Linked DNA regions of Mus musculus: region 2 is linked to region 1. A link is a loop called in an ENCODE intact Hi-C map of the cell type or tissue named here. Cell type or tissue: heart. All regions are shown on one strand. Each heading gives the region's core, and the rest is flanking DNA. Links, peaks and the distances in the headings are about the cores only. Region 1 holds the start of Cep70 (centrosomal protein 70). Region 2 overlaps Pik3cb (phosphatidylinositol-4,5-bisphosphate 3-kinase catalytic subunit beta).

Region 1 (13,483 bases), core at 6,526-9,025:
CAAACAAACAAAAAAAAAAACCCAAAAACAAAAAAAGCCTTCAAGGTGATTGAGGTGATCTCTTCAGAATGACTCTCACAGGCTCCTATGTTTGACCGCTTAGTCACCAGGGAATGAACTATTTGAAAAGATTGTAAGGATTAGGAGGTGTGGCCTTTTGGAGTAGGTGTGGCCTTGTTGGAGAAAGTGTGTCACTAGAGGCGGGCTTTAAGGTTTCAAAAGCCCACACCATGGGGCTGAAGCGATGGCTCAGAAGTTAAGAGCACTGACTGCTCTTCCAGAGGTCCTGAGTTCAGTTCCCAGCAATCACATGATGGCTCACAACCATCTGTAATGGGATCTGATGTCCTCTTCAGGTGTGTCTGAAGACAGCTACAGTGTCATCATACATTAAATAAATCTTAAAAAAAAAAAGAAAAGAAAAGAAAAAAGCCCACACCAAGCCCAGTCTTCCTGCTGCCTACAGATCAGGATCTGACTCTCAGCTATAGCTCTAGCACCACCTGCCATGCCTGATGCCAGGCTACCCATCATGCTGCTAATAGACTAAACTTGAGAAACTGTAAGCAAGCTCTAGCTAAATGCTCTATTTATAAGAGTTGCCTTGGCCATGGTGTCTCTTCACAGCAATAGAACAAAGAATAAAACAGTGATTAAGAGCCAATGTTATTTGTACTTTATGAATTCATAATATAAAGGTTAAAAAAAATCATTTGCAGGGAGTGGTGGCACACGGCTTTAATCCAGCACTTGGGGAGAAAGATGGAAGTGGGTTTCCATGAGTTTAAGGCCAGCTTGTCTACATAGTTCCAGACCAGTCAGGTCTGAATCCTGTCTGAAACGAAAATGTCATTTTTAGTTTAAATACCAGGTTCCATAGTCTTGAATTCTGTAACTGCCATTAGATTGCTTTATAGAGGAAAATAAATAGGTGAGAAAACCTAAGCATTTACAGACAAAACGCCCTGACCCAGCATATGAAGAAACTACACTGATAAGAAAGAAAAAAAAAAGTTTCAGGGATAGAGAGATAGCTCCGTGGTTATTTATGAGCACTTGCTGTTCTTCCAAAGGACCCAGGTTCAATTCCCAGGACCCATATGAAAGCTCACAACTGGCTGTCACTGCAGACTCAGGGGATCTGACGCCTTAGTCTGTCTTCAGAGGGTACCAAGCACACATGTGGTGGGCCTGCACACGTAGGTGAAACATCTTTACACATAAAATGTAAATAATAAAAGCTTAAGAAAGTGAGCTTCACTGGGTGTGGTGGCGCACACTTTTAGTCCCAGTCCCAGTCCCAGGAGAGGCAGAGGCAGAACGATCTCTGTGAGTTTGAGGCCAGCCCTGTCTATATATAGCAAGTTACAGGACAGCTAGTGCTACAGAGGGGGAGGGAGGTGGCAAGGGGAGGGGCGTGAGGCCGAGCAAGCACTTCTCTGTAGCATATTTTACAAAGTCACATTATGTTTTCCTACCTTTCCATCCACGTACACAACTCGTTTGCCTGATGTGGTCCCATGTTCAAATTCAATCTTGTGGACTCCATCACTTAAAATAACATCCCAGATAGCTGCAATTTTCATTTTCCCCAGGCTACATAGGGGGCAAAGGGGACAGAAACGAAGCCATTAAAATGAGCCAAAACAGTAACTGAATAACCAATTAATCCTCCCAAGATGAAAATAATCAATTTTGTTTTTAAAGATAGGGTGCTATGTATTCCAGGCTGGCTTCAACTTACGATGCAAGCCTGGGTTTGTTTGTACAATAGTCAAGATGATATGGAATATGCCTAAGTGCCCACTAACGAGTATATGGATAAAGAAAATGAAGGCAATATAAACACAATGGAGTATTATTTATCCACGAAGAAGGATGCAATCATGCCATTTGCTGGACAATGGACAGAAGTGAAAACCAACATGTGGAGGCAAAGAAAGCACACCCAGAAACACAGATGTTACCGGTTGTCTTTCATGTTGAACCTAAAAAAAAAAAAAAACAACCCACCAACAAGACCACTGCCACCACTACCACCATCACCACCACCACCACCACAACAACAACAACAAACAAGGCATGAAAATAGGGACTGTTTGGGAAAAGGAAGCAGACCAGCAGAAGCTAAGAATGGGGCCCGTCGGCGGGTGTATTGTAGGGAGGGATAGTCAAAGCATTAATGTCCACTGCTAGAGTCTCTTAGGTAGCATAACATGAAAACACAGAGAGGCAAGTTGCCTGGTCAGATACGACTGACATCTGGGCACAGCTATCATAGATGGGTGGCTTCGGGCTGAGCCCTGCTCCCCAACCTGGGCTGTGGTCTCACCTGTGAAATTATGGCCTATGGACCGACCACCTAGCAAAGCAACGTCTTGGGTCTGATTCCTTAGACTGCAAAGTTTTGCTCCTGCAGCAAGCTTGGGGACGGGACGCACTGGGAGCATGCGCGTTGAACACTACAGACTGTGATCTGCGGTCCTTCGTTCCTGGCCCTACCCATGTAGCTGTCTAACCTGACGCCTTTGTTCTCCAAACAGTCCTTCCTCAGCCTGTACCCCGACATCATCAAGTCCCACCCTGTGAGCAACGCACAACAACAAACGTTACTAAGAGCTGTCCTCTCGGGTGCCTGACTCCGTTGCTGGGGTGAGCTTGGTGGACAAAACCCCAGGACCCCCGCTGCTCTGAAGCCTGTGGAAGGTAAATCTGCTCGTGAAGTTGGTTCTCTAAAACCACTTTCTGGCATCCCTTTCCTCTTCTCTGTCTTGTGATACTGGAGACTGGGCCGATGTTCGATGTCTCATAAATTGCTCAAATTGGCCTTAAGTTCACGCTGTAACCCAGACAGACCTCAAACTTGCAATTCTCCAGACTCATTCTTTACTTCTTTTAAGACCCAAACTCCTTAGGGTGGACTCTGATACATTTTGAGGCACACAGAACAGGAGCTTGTTCCAAAACCTCCACGCAGTGGAAAAAGGCAAATGGACCCTGTCACATCTCTTTGATAAAGACACCGATTCCGTTCATGAAGGCAGAACCTCTGTGACCTAATTACCTCCTAAAGGCTCCACCTCTTAACACTTGGGTTGGAAGTCAGGGTTCAACATAAAAAAATTTGAAAGAACCCCAGCATTCAGATCACAGTCCTCAAACCTGCTGGGGCCCCAGAAACCCTCAATCCCTTCGCCTGTGTCTATTCTGTTGTTGGGCCTACTCTCTGGGGACCACTCATTGCTCTTGTAAGGTGGCTATGTTGGTTAGTTTAAAAAAAAAAAAAAAACAGATACACAAAAATCAGTTCAAAATATGCCAGAATGTCAGTCTCCTATAGTAATATTTTGGGCATGTATTAGTGACTAAAATGATTCGAACAACTTATAGGAGGGACTGTTAATTTGGGCTCAGAATTCCAGAGGTGCCAGTCTGCCTGTGGCAGGGTCAGCATGCTGGATGGGCCACTTCATACCATGGTCCCAGGAAGCAGAGCAGGCGTGACTGACCGGAGGCAGAGGGAAGAGGGTACAGGAAGAGGCCAGAGCAAGACAGCATCCAAGAACATGCTCTCAATAACCTTCTTCCTCTGACTAGGCTCCATTTATGACCTTTCCTCCGCTACCGATAAAACCATGCTATACTGTGAATCATCAAGGGATTACTATCCCATTTATTAGGTCAGAGTCCTCACGATCTACCCTGGAAACATCATCGCACCGAAGATTGCCTCACTAAATCGCTAGGCATTTCTCAATCCCGTCAAGCTGACAGAGAAGATTAGCCAACCCAGAGAAGACAGGATTTAGGAATTTTTACGGACTGGAGAATGGGGAAAAGTGATTAAGGATTAGGGAGTAATTGATTTAAGTGTTCATGACCAAACTTTAACAATTACGACGACCCCAATGTCAGCGCTGAAATGGGTGGTTTTAAAAACCAGCTAAAAGCAAGCGACTAGGAGGACACGAAGTAGGTTAAGTCCGGAGGGTTTAGTCTGGAATTAAGAGCAGGTAAGACAGGTTAAGTGTGAAGAATTTGTTCAGGTTTTCCTTGGTTTCATAAGAAGGCAGGAAAAAGGCGTCATCTTAGACAGGCAAAACAATCCCTCTCTGGATTCTTAATCTTCCGACACCTTGATCTTGGACTTCTCAGCCAGGACAGAAAGCAACACATTTCGTGGTTTAGAGATTATGCAGTCAAAAACATTTTTGTTATAGGAGTCTGAGTGGCCCCATCTTACAGCTCATTTCTGTAGCTCCATGACAATGTAAGGAAAGGTTGTTCCAACTTTGGGATTAATATTGTGGATAAGGTGTCTAGGCACTAAGCAAGTGCAGTCTGGGAGAGGAGACAAGAGTTGACAAGAGGAAACAACCTATTGATTAGGTTAATAGATCTTGGAAATGATAGGACTGAATGCCAGAGCAGATTGTGCCTCAGCAGTTCTGCTGAGAGAGCTTTGTACTTGACCTTGATATGGAAGATTTCCTGTAAAAGTAACTTCTATTTGACAGACGTGATTGTTATCTCCCAGGCTGGTGGCCTCCATCTGCTAAGTTGGGCCCAGTCCTGAAAGCTTCTAGTCTCTGTACAAGCCTTTCTAGGCCTGGAAGGTTTTCAGCCTCAGAGACTTACTGCTGAATAAGCTCACCCTTTCTAGCTCTTTCTGAACTCTGGCTGGCTGGTTGACTCAGCTATTCTGACTCAGGGCTCCTCTCCACACTGATTCAATCTGGCTTCTCCCAGCTTCTCCTGACCTGGTCTGGTTGGCCTCAGACTAACTTTGGCAATATGTGCTATTGTGTTCTAATGTGTCCCCTTCTCCTTTTCTGTCTCATTCTGCCTTCACCTGTGTCTAGCTTGTTCTCTGTCTGCACCCTGTCTCTGTACAACTGTCCCAGCAAAACTGTCTCTCTGTCTTTCTGCATTGCCCCTCAAAGTAGCTTCCCTTTCCTCTCTCTGTGCTTGTGCGTTGGGCAGATCCTATTCTGCCAAATCTTTCTCTGAGTCGTCACTTTGTCTGCCACTCAATTAGGCATCATTTTCAAACATGAATGCTTTCTTCTACAAGCCGACTTTACCGTCATTGTTTGGGATTAAAGGTGTGTGCTGAGGGCACGTCTGTATTCCAGCCAGAGCAGCCAGGTTGCCAAATTAGAATCCCTCTACAGTTCTCCAGAAGACTTCCTAGTAGCTTTCTCTTCGTTATTTGTTTTTATTTATAGATTAGACACATAATAAATGACTATTGGAAGAATGAAGGCGGTGGTGGTATAGAGTGGACGTCTCCAGGGGTGACACAAGGTTGGCTGGTTTCCTCCCTAATCCTTAGTTGCCCCCCTTCTGGATTTCTTTTTATCAATACTTAATTCTGAGAAACAACTCAGAATGGGAGGAGCAGGAAAGCCTAGTGGGGTCGCAGCTCACAGCTTATCAAAGGATAATATTTTCTCATAAAATTCAAGGAATCTAGCTATTTTTTATAAGACTAATAAGGCATAATCTATCAAGTTCTTGCTATGTGACTCCAGTTCTAACAACAGTCCAGTGATTATATTTATTCTATTTTACACAGGGACCCAAAAACCCTTCAGAAGTTACGGGCTTTATATTTGGATTCAGGCACATAGAAGAAAGGTTTATGTTAAGAGATAATATTATTTGAAAGAATATTATGCTTGAAGAAAAGAATTGCATTTAATATTTGGGCCTCACGCTCCAAGCTACAGTGAAATCTACACTGGAATTGGACAAGGTGACCTATGATTCTTCAGCCAGCTAGTTCCTCTCTCTAGTCTCTGGTATGCTGGACTTGAGAGACAGTTTGGGCTTGGTTTTGTAACTATTTCACAGAGGCAGGACACCCGTGGGAAGAAGAGTCATTTATTATCTACCTACCAGGACTACATGGCAGGAAATCATGTCTGAACAAGGCACCACAAAAGGTCTTGAACTTAAACACGAAACGTCCTTGTTCTGGCTGACTGAGCTTGCGGCTTTGTTCTAAGTCTCAGATTGCTTTCCTGGTTTTTCAGGAAGTATCTGAATGATGGTTAGCTTCATAAGCTGCTTCTCACCAATTTGACCACAGACACTATCGCTTTAAGAGAGCAGCTGGAGATGCATTCACCACAAAACAAAACATGAGATAGGTCATATGTTTATGCTTTGTTTTGGGTCTCTTCTTTAAATGGGTTGGCTGATTTTCCAAATTTGGTATTGTCTGTCTATCTATCTATCTATCTATCTATCTATCTATCTATCTATCTAAATATCTATTTTTTCAAGGCAGTGTTTCTTTGTATACCCCTGGCTGTCTTGGAATGTACTCTATAGACCAGACTGGCCAGAACTCAGAGATCCACTATTTCTGTTTCCCTAGTGCTGGGATTAAAGGTGTGTGCCACCACTGCTCAGCTAAATTTAGTTTTTAAACAACAATGAAGACTGAAACAAAATAATGGAAGAAGCACTAGCACTTTGGAAACCATTTAAAAATGTGGCGCCTCCTTTTTACTTTCTGGGATTTAGGCTTGAGCCACCTCTTCATCTCCCTGGCAATTACTGATCAGGAGGTAGGGTATATCTGGCAGGTCCAACTGGCTCAATAAAACAAACAAAAACAAAACACAAAACTGGAGAAGTTTCTATAGGAAAAGAAAGTATGTGGTCTTGGTTGCTCCAAGTAGGCAGCTGGAAAATAAGTATGAATTTATCATGTTTTCAACAGCACAGACTAATAGCAGCTGGACCCACTTAACCATTGAAATTGGTTTGAAGCCGGGCATGGTGGCGCACGCCTTTAATCCCAGCACTTGGGAGGCAGAGGCAGGCAGATTTCTGAGTTTGAGGCCAGCCTGGTCTACAAAGTAAGTTCCAGGACAGCTAGGGCTACACAGAGAAACCCTGTCTCAAAAAACCAAAAACCAAAAAAAAAAAAAAAAAAAGAGATTGGTTTGAATTAATCAATGTCAACGTCTCCGTCTCCCTCCTCTAGGGTTTGTGTTGTGTGACCTAATCAATTGCTTTATTGTTTAAGGCAGTTTGAATTAGTTGAGTTTTTTGTTTGTTTGTTTGATTTTTATTACTCACATCAAAAGTAATTCTAACCCACGGATGTTTGGCCTATGGGTTGGCTCAGAAGATTGGGAAAGTCACCCTATTGTTCTGGAAAAGGTAAGCAGTTAGATTGTCTTAGGAAGCTGAAAATGAAAATCTGTCAGCTCCGTAGTGTGAATATCCAGATATAGAAAGGGAAGGAAGGGGCCATGAGGGGGAATAGAGGGATTGGGATGTGTTTGCAGAGAACACACACAGTTTAGACTCACTGTGTGCCTAAACGTGGGCTTGAGAGCAGTACTCTCTTAAGAGATGTGCCCTTGGACCACCCAGAGAGAGTCACTTTAGTTGATGTATTAGGGTCACTAAGACCCTGATGGGACTTGCATTTCCCAAGTCCTTCTGGAAATGCCTGTTGTCAATACCGCCACCGTGTGGCTGTAAGTTGCAAGGACAACGATGGTAGATTCCTGAAAACTCGAGGTCATCCTTTAGACTGCGAACATGATTTTTTTTCCCTTACATATTTTGGATTTCTTAACCCACTTTTGGTTTTTGAAAAGAGTGGAGAAGGACCTTCGTTTTATTTTTTTCCTTGAGCCAAGGCCTCCTGTAGCTTCCGGTGGTCTTGACTTTTGCTATAAAGCCAGGGATGACCTTGAACTCCTGATCTGCCTGTACCTCCTAAATTCTGGAATTACAGGCACGTGTCAGCTCGCCTGTCTTAGGCCGTGTTGAAGAATCAAACCCAAGGGCTTCCCGGACGCTGAATTCTACCAACTGATCTACATCTCCAGTCCCTCTTCCCCACCAGGTTTAGAATCAGTCTTAATTATTTCTCAGCGGACAGTTGGTTCTCCCTCCTGGCTATACATTAGAATCACTTCGGGGAACCATATAAACTCTGGACGTGTGGGCCCCACTTTAGAGATCTTGACTTAATTAACCTGGAGGCCCATAGATCGTTTTCAAGGCTTTTCAGCTTATCTAAAGTTGAAGCAAGAGTTGTGCCTCATGTCCTTATGTAATCTTTTATCTCTGTAGCCACAAACCCTTTATTAACCAGTCTTATCAGTGTCTAACAGGAGCCCAAACTGCCTATCTAGACTGAGCTTCGTCAGGCAGGCATCTCAGTTCTTCGTAGACCTTTGAAAATATTCAAGGAGAAGGTGAAATGTTATCAAGAAATGCTTATTGGGGTTGCCCCGTGCAGACAGTTCCTGAAAAAGGCTCGCAGTCAGGGCGTGAGGGGGAGCTGTAGGGAGCGCAGGCATCCAGTGATAATAAGGCAGCCCCGGCCTCACTTTCACTTGCAACCGCAAATGTGTGTATTTCTAGCTTCTCGGGGATCAAAGAAACACCATGGTGACTGAGCGACTATCAGGCGGAGCGTCCAGGAAGTGTCAAAGCGCCTGCTACAAAGTAGCCGCAGCAAGTCCGGGTCCGGTGGGAGTGGAGGCGGGAAGAAGCCCCGCCCCGTGGGCGGAGCTAACGATAGAGCGCGGCGTGGACCCGCCTTCCCGGCGCGCCAGGTGGTGTTGTCCCGCCCCGCTGGGAGGCCATCGACTGCGTCAGTTCGATTGGTCAGCCTGGCTGCGCTAACGGTCGCGTAGGCGGGGCTTAGGCCGCGGGGGCGAGCGCGGTGGAAGCCACGGGCTGTGACCGAGGTGAGTGGCGCTTGGGGTCGCCGAGGACTTTACGTGGGCCCCCTTCAGGTGCACGCCCAAAGGTGGCTTCTCCGGAATCCGGAGCGTCCCACTCACCAGCCAGGGCCCTCAGAATGGAGTCGCCCCGGCTCCTACGCGCTAGCTAGGAAATGCGCGTGCAGGTGTGGGCGTGGACCTCCCTGCGGGGAGCCCGCCCGTCGCTTTGTGTCCCTCGCTCCTCACTCAACCTCTTCTCCCAGCCGAGTGTTGAAGGTGTGCGACCTGGTAGAGGAAGCAGGAACTGAGCTTAGACTCCTACATGGAATCGGCTGGGTTCCGGGCTAGCTCCAGTTCTCTTTGCGGCGCTGTCAGGTGATAGCGATTTGGAGCCAAGTGGGAGATCGCGGAGTAAAGGGTAGGCGAGTACCCCTCCTGTCAGACTCATTACAAATTTAAGGACTCCGCCTTTATGTGGGTCCACGTTGATTAATGTGAAAAACACAGCAAAGCCTAATCAAGGTTCCCACTATTATCAACTAATCAATAATTGTTCACGCCACGGTGCAGACGTAGAGAAAGAGGACAACCTTGGGCGTCGGTCATTGCCTCTACCTTGTTTGAGACAAGGTCTTTTGTTTTTCTGCATACTGTAGGGGATGGAGGGGAGAGCTGCAGAGTCCGATCTCCCTACAGGAGGCCCGGGGTTACAGAATTCTCGCCTCCTGTGGATTCTGAGGATTGCTTCTCAAGCTTTCTTGGGACAAGTGCCTTTACCCACTGAGCTGTCTCTCTAGCCTGCCACTTTATTTTGTAATCATATCAGCGCTGCAGGCATTGGTTTCAATCTTGTGCATTGCATGGATTTTTGTAAATAGTAAATAGCTAGTAAATGGTAAACCGTGAAGAGCAAGTTGCAATGTTGTTGGAATTGAATTGTTGATTCACGTTAAGGCAAGGTTTCATGCAGGCCGTCTGAGGACGACATTGAATTCCTGATCCTCCAACCTCTGAAATGCTGGGGTTACAGCTAAACACCACCACACCCAGCTATTATATTTATGGGGGTTTTGTTTTTTTTTTTTTTTTGTTTTTGTTTTTTGTTTTTTGAGGCAAGATTTCTTTATGTAGCCTTGGCTGTCCTGGAACTAGCTCTCTAGACCCAGCTCACCTAGAACTCACAGAGATCCTCCTGCCTCTGCCTCCTGAGTGCACACCACCATTGCCTGGCTATAAAATTTTAGTATGTGTTGTATTTTAACAGATCCTCAGATACCTACAGGGCAATTAATGAACTGTTGTGAAACATGGATGGACTGTGTCAAAATATACACTTTTCCCCCCATGATGGCTGTCACTTGTACTCACACTCCCAGGGCTGAGAGGGATGGGTTGCCTAGGCTAGTTCTAGGTCAGCCAAGGTTCTGTTTCAAACATCTCCAGTTTCATCTTTTTCTCATTTTGTTTTTCTCTTATCTTCTTTTTCTCTTATTTTCCTTTTCTCTCTTTTCTTTTTCCCCACCCTCCTTTTCTTGAGACAAGATCTTGCCATGTTGTCCAGGTTGTCTTGGAAGTCACTATGTAGACCAGTTTGGCTTTGAACTTACAGGAGTCCACTAGGATTTGCTTCCTGAGTGCTGGGAATAAAGGCATGCATCACCATCCGCCACTAAACATTTTTACCACTTTTAATTATGTGCGTGTTCATGTGTACAGGTACTCGTGGGGGCCGAGGAGTTGGATCTCCTGGAGCTGGAGTCATAGGTGGTTGTGAGCTGCCAGGCGTGGGTGAAGGGGATTGAACTCTGGTCCCCTGTAAGGGATAACATGCTCTTAGCACTGTGCTGTTTCATTTCTGTTTGTTTTTGTTTTGGTTTTGGTTTTTTTGTTTTTGTTTTGAGACAGGGTCTCTCTATATAGTCCTGGAACTCACTGTGTAGACCAGGCTGGCCTCGAACTCACAAGATCTGCCTGCCTTTGTCTCCTGAGTGGTAAGATTAAAGGTGTCTACCACTGTGTTTGGCTTCTTTCTTTTCTTGAGATAGGGTTTTACTATGTAGCCTGGGCTGTCTCATATCCTTCCTAAGACCCAAAGCTGGGAATTATGGGTATGTGATTTTTTTTCTCCTTTTTGTAACACTTGGCTTTATTTGCCACGTGGCTAAACGACATCCGTCCTCTACTTCCTACTCTAGGAGTCCTGTGTGTTAACAACACTCTGTAAAGGTTCTGCCTTGGCCCTAGGATGCCGTTATTTTTTTTTTTTTCCTGTGACTTTCAAGGTTCCAAAGCCGTGTCTTGTTAATAGCCTGGATGGGGAAAAGATTACTACAGACGATTAGCATGTTTGCATTAATAGGTAATACTTTGTGTCAATTTGTAATAATTGGAAGTGTGCTCTTGAAAAAGCTTACAGGTTTTTACTATGACTTTTTAAAGAACACTTTCAGAACTCAGAGAACCTTGGGGGTTACAGGGGGTGGGGGCTTGATCACGGGTGTAAATAAGTTCTCTGCTTCCTGCTTTTACTTGAGTACACTTGCAAGCAAGGATAACTACCCTTGAAGGCCACATATCAGAATGATAGATTTGAATATCCTGCACATGTTTCAATAAAGCAATAGGAGGAAGGACAAGGGGGAAAGGAAGGGGGGCATCTGTGGAAAAAGCTGTTCGTTCTTGTTGCAGTTTTCAGGCTGTGGTTATCGGTACCATAGATACCGGCCTTGAGAATAACTCGACCATTTCTGTGACAGGTTGAACATTTCAAGGCTTTGGCTTGTATCTTTTTGAAACCTAGATCAAGATCCACTTCCGGACATGAGACTCATTGGGTGATCATTTTATTGAGATTAACTTGAACGACAGGTGTAAACAACAAAGGAATCACTATGACTGAGGTATGTCCAATATAATAGATGACATGTTTTTTTTCCAATTGAGGAAAGATCATAAAAAAATTTATTGGTTATTGTGATAAATGGTGTTACATGCTTCTTGTCTACCTGATAATTCTCTCAAATAATATTAATAGTTTAAACTCAGTAAGAAAACTGAATTTTAACGAAGTTAAATAGATGGCACCTCTGTCCTGTGAGGTATGCACTACTCTGTGCTCTTTGTGTATCTTTGAGTCTTCTCGTCTCTGCAGTGCTTCTGGGAGGTAAGTACTATTATTCCTTTGTTTTTTCTTCATGAAACCAAAGCACAAAAGCATTAGTATTCCCTGACTGTATGTCAGAATCTCCAGGCAGTCTAATTATAGGATATATACGAGCTCTCTTTTGGTTAGTGTTGATTTGTTTGCTGTTAAGATTTGGCAGGCCTGTCCCCAGTTGCTGTCTGTGAGCTTTTGTGTTTATAGAAATCTTGGATAGGTAAATAGCAGTTTCCTTAGCATTGAAGCCTGGCCCCTCAGCCTTAGGGACTAAAGGCTGAAGACTCCACCTTTGGAACGCCAGCACCGAGCAGAGCAGCTACAGTTAAGCTCCTGAGCTGTGGCTCCTTAACTGTGATCTTGAACTCTCCCAGCTCCTGGGACTTGCAGTCCTCCTGGCCTCAGCGCCTGCCTTCGATTCTTCATAGGTCCTCAACTTTGACACGTTGGCTTTTGCAGTACGCCACTGTCTTTTTGTGGTTTCAGCATCTCGATCTTTCTGCTCTGGGTTGTTCTCTGGAACTCTTGAGCTTCTTCCTAGAGTGATAGTTCTTTGTATCACGCCCCTGGCTTTCAGTGATAGTTCAGCGTGAGAGGAGTCTTTGCATTTTTTTCACTGACTCCTGCGGTCTTAGCTCTTGGTGGCTTTCAGAAACGTTCTGGCTGACTCTGCCAGGCTAGAAGTTTGTAGACTTTGTCTCATCTTCGTGCAACCAGGGTAACGAAGCCTACAAGTAGGCAAGAGGTCATTTGCGAGAAGACTTTATTGAGCCTAATATTGCAACCTGGGGCTTGGGAGTGAGGTTAGCGCATAGGAGACAAGCTCCTGAGTAACCTGGAAACGGTGGAGAGCGGCTTCCTGTGTGGCCAGAAGAGGGGACTGTTGGGGCATGAACTGTGCTTTTACCAGTTATGATGGCCAGTGTTGTTAACTTGGCACATCTAGAATCACCTGGGAGACTGGCTTCTGGCATGTCTGTGGGGAACTCTCTGAATTACGTCGAGGAGGGAAGAGCAGGAGCTGGGTGGTACCACTCCCTGGATAGGATGCTGCACGATGCAAGTGGAGAAGGGAGCTGAGTAGCATCTTTGTGTTCATTCTCAGTTTCTGGTTATGAATTTGATGGAACCTTCTGCTGCCTTTGACTTTCTGACATAATGGATTATACCATGAACTGTGGGTTAAAATAACCCCTCTCTCAAGCTGTTTGTTTTTGAGAAAGGGTCTGTGTATCCTTAGCTGCCCTAGAACTTGCTAAGTAACAAATAACAGGCTAACCTCACAGAGAGCTGCCTGCTCCTGTCTCCCAGATGCTGGGATTAAATGTGTGCACCATCACACCCATTGATAAATTGCTTCTCAAAACATACCACAGGCGTTGCACACCTATAATCCCAGGACTCAGGAGGCAAAGTCAGGCTGGGGTTACATAGTAAGACTGTCTCAAAACCACAAAACCAATATTTAAAAAGCAGTTAGATAAAAATACATTTACTTGTTTATTGGCTGTGTGTGCCAATATGCTAATGCTTCTGCACACATGGAGCTCAGAGGACTCCAACCTTCTGTGTCCTGGGTTCATGGACTCGGGTTGTCAGGCTTGGCCTCAAGTGGCTTAAC
Region 2 (2,500 bases), core at 1-2,500, 160 kb before region 1:
CCCGAGCTCTACAACCACACATGCTCTGAGATCTGCACGGTCACTATGAAATTAAAGCAAGCACCCACCATATATGTGCTGAATAAATACTACTTAACAATAGCTTCAAAACAAAACAAGACAGAATGCCTATAATCTCAACACTCAGGAGGCAGATGCAGGAGGGTCTCTGTGAATTTAGCCTGGTCTGCAGAGCAAATGCTACACCATCAAACTTCTGCATCCCCTGTACGGACAGACACTGACTATAGCCTTAGGTCACAAGCTTTCTCCCCACTTCAGTTGCAGGGTTCAAGTTTCAGTTCTCAATGCTTCTAATCAATTGGAAATGAACCGAGGGGTTCCACAACCCTGCCTCCAAATCCAGTAATTCAGTGTAATGGGCCATGAGCTACGGGAAGCAGGACCACTGGTTTCTTTTCGTAGCTATTAAAAAGGGCAGGGATGAACAGCTGATGAAGTAGTGGCCAACCCAGCGTCCATGTGAACTACGAGCTAAGAATTTTTGTTGTTGTTTTTAAATTAAATTTTATATGTGTAGATGTTTGCCTGCACATAAGTCTGTGTGTCCCCTGGAATTAGAGTCACAAGTGGTTATTAGCTGCTATCTAGGTGCTGGAAATTGAACCCTGGCATTCTGGAACAGCAGGCAGTTTTCTTTTTCTTTTTTCTTTTTTTTTAAGATCTATCTATCTATCTATCTATCTATCTATCTATCTATCTAGTATATGTGTGTATACTGTAGTTCTCTTCATCTATCTATCTATCTATCTATCTATCTATCTATCTATCTATCTATCTATCTATCTATTATATGTGTGTACACTGTAGCTGTCTTCAGACACTCCAGAAGAGGGCATCAGATTTTTGTTACAGATGGTTGTGAGTCACCATGTGGTTGCTGGGATTTGAACTCAGGACCTTTGGAAGAGCCGTCTCCCCAGCCCGCAGGCAGTTTTCTTAACCACTGAGCCATCTCTCCAGCTACTATAGTTTTGTTGTTTGAATTCATATACATGAGTGTATTTCCTTGTACACATGTAAGCACACTGTATGACTGTCAGGTGTTTGCAGAGGCCAAAAGAGGGCACCAAATCCCCTGGAATGCAGTTAAGACAGTCATGAGCTGCCATATGGGGTCTGGGAACCAAAGCTGAGTCCTGTAAAAGAGCAGGTAGTACTCTTAACTGCTGCACCAACTCCACACCTACCTTGTTAGAGAACTTTGATTAAGAGTTCAAAGTAGACATGAATAATTAATCCCTGGCCACTGGTCATTACATTGGTCTCTAGTCTCTTGCCTAATCTTGTGGTCATCAAGTGAGACCAGGATTTAGCCCACATTAGTGGTTCCTCTGATAACTAGCCCTTATCCTAGAGCTATGTAGGGTTAGGGGCTTTTTAGCTACTGGTAAACTCATTAATTTAAAAACAATATCAACAGAACAAGATGAAACTCTTCAACCACTACACAGACACGAAGAGTTTTGGAAGTTCTCTCAGAACTAGGGACTGGGTCAATTTGTATACTAAAAGATCCTCCAGTCAGATACAGTGATGCTCTCATGATTCCAGCACTTGAGATGTGACAGAGGGAAGAACGAGTTTTCAAAGCCAGCCTGTGCTACATATCCTACCCTCACACTGGCCAACTTGCTCACCATAATTAGGATTCTCCTGTCATTCAGGAAATGACACAGGCTTTGCAAGCTCTGTGCCAGAGACCACATTTTAATTTGTTACATCACAATCTGTCAAGGGAAGCTTTGCTCTGACTTAGAGAGGAAAACTACCCAGGCATGCGGTGGTGGTGATGATGGCTACATTAAATGTGCAAACTCACCACACAAAGTATTTAGTGTCCCAGACAATAAAGAAGGAAGACAAACGGACAGAGCTTATCTTGCTACTTACACATATTTTAATTGATTAGGATTGCCACATCACAAGGCTAGGAGGTACTGTGATGAATGCCTACATGTAATGCAGAATCCGCCCGTGTCAGGTTAGGGTACCACAGCAGCCTCTGGAAGCTGCACGCTGAGACCCTTTGCCAATATGAAAAGGTTCCCATGACTACGTCTTTAGGTGGTGTGGTGTTTCTGAACTGTGCCCTTCTCTTTCCTTCCTGAGACCCAGACTATGATCCTGTCAGACCTCCTGGAACTGCCTCACTGTGGGCCCTTGAAACCCACAGCACTCTGCACATCACTCTTGGTTCTCCTCTTTAAGTTTACTAACACTTCCTTCTTGACGCCATTCTGCAACCAAATCAGTTAATTTGTACATAATATACTGTAATCTTTAGGTCTGGGAATTTTAGATTGTTTCCAATATCCCAGGAAAATTGAAGTCTAGAATTCAACTTACTATGCATTGGAAAATGACCTTCAATTCTTGATTATCTGCCTCTACCCCCCCAAGTACTAGGACTATAGACAAGAGCCACCCTGCCTCTTAGCTTCTTGATTCCGGTCTTTGTGTTTGGGGAGCTGTTAGG

What was found. A loop is a pair of places that touch in the nucleus more often than their neighbours do. Peaks named below come from ENCODE experiments on the same cell type or tissue, not always from the same donor. Only the 100,000 strongest peaks of a DNase experiment are listed, where the experiment ranks them.
Region 2: it touches region 1 in a loop (3-fold over the local background); 3 of 42 quality-filtered maps call a loop at or near these places.

What each region holds. Positions count from the first base shown.
Region 1 is chr9:99,234,762-99,248,244 of GRCm38, forward strand. Cep70 (centrosomal protein 70) reads left to right here and starts at 8,580. Exons shown (of 18, transcript NM_023873.4): 1 at 8,580-8,729; 2 at 11,506-11,605. The coding sequence starts at 11,597. It overlaps Faiml (Fas apoptotic inhibitory molecule like), which reads right to left and starts at 2,478. Exons shown (of 5, transcript NM_001244762.1): 1 at 2,333-2,478; 2 at 1,479-1,596. The coding sequence starts at 1,586. In heart, for the core only: a CTCF peak has its summit at 7,493 (motif pointing left); DNase peaks (open chromatin) are centred at 7,470 and 8,660; H3K4me3 peaks cover 1,492 bases; H3K27ac peaks cover 1,479 bases.
Region 2 is chr9:99,079,771-99,082,270 of GRCm38, forward strand. The region is part of intron 8 of Pik3cb (phosphatidylinositol-4,5-bisphosphate 3-kinase catalytic subunit beta); the gene reads right to left. Among named protein-coding and RNA genes, the nearest start is that of Gm1123, 45 kb to the left of the region's middle. In heart, for the core only: a CTCF peak has its summit at 1,076 (motif pointing right); no DNase peak of the experiment used is centred there.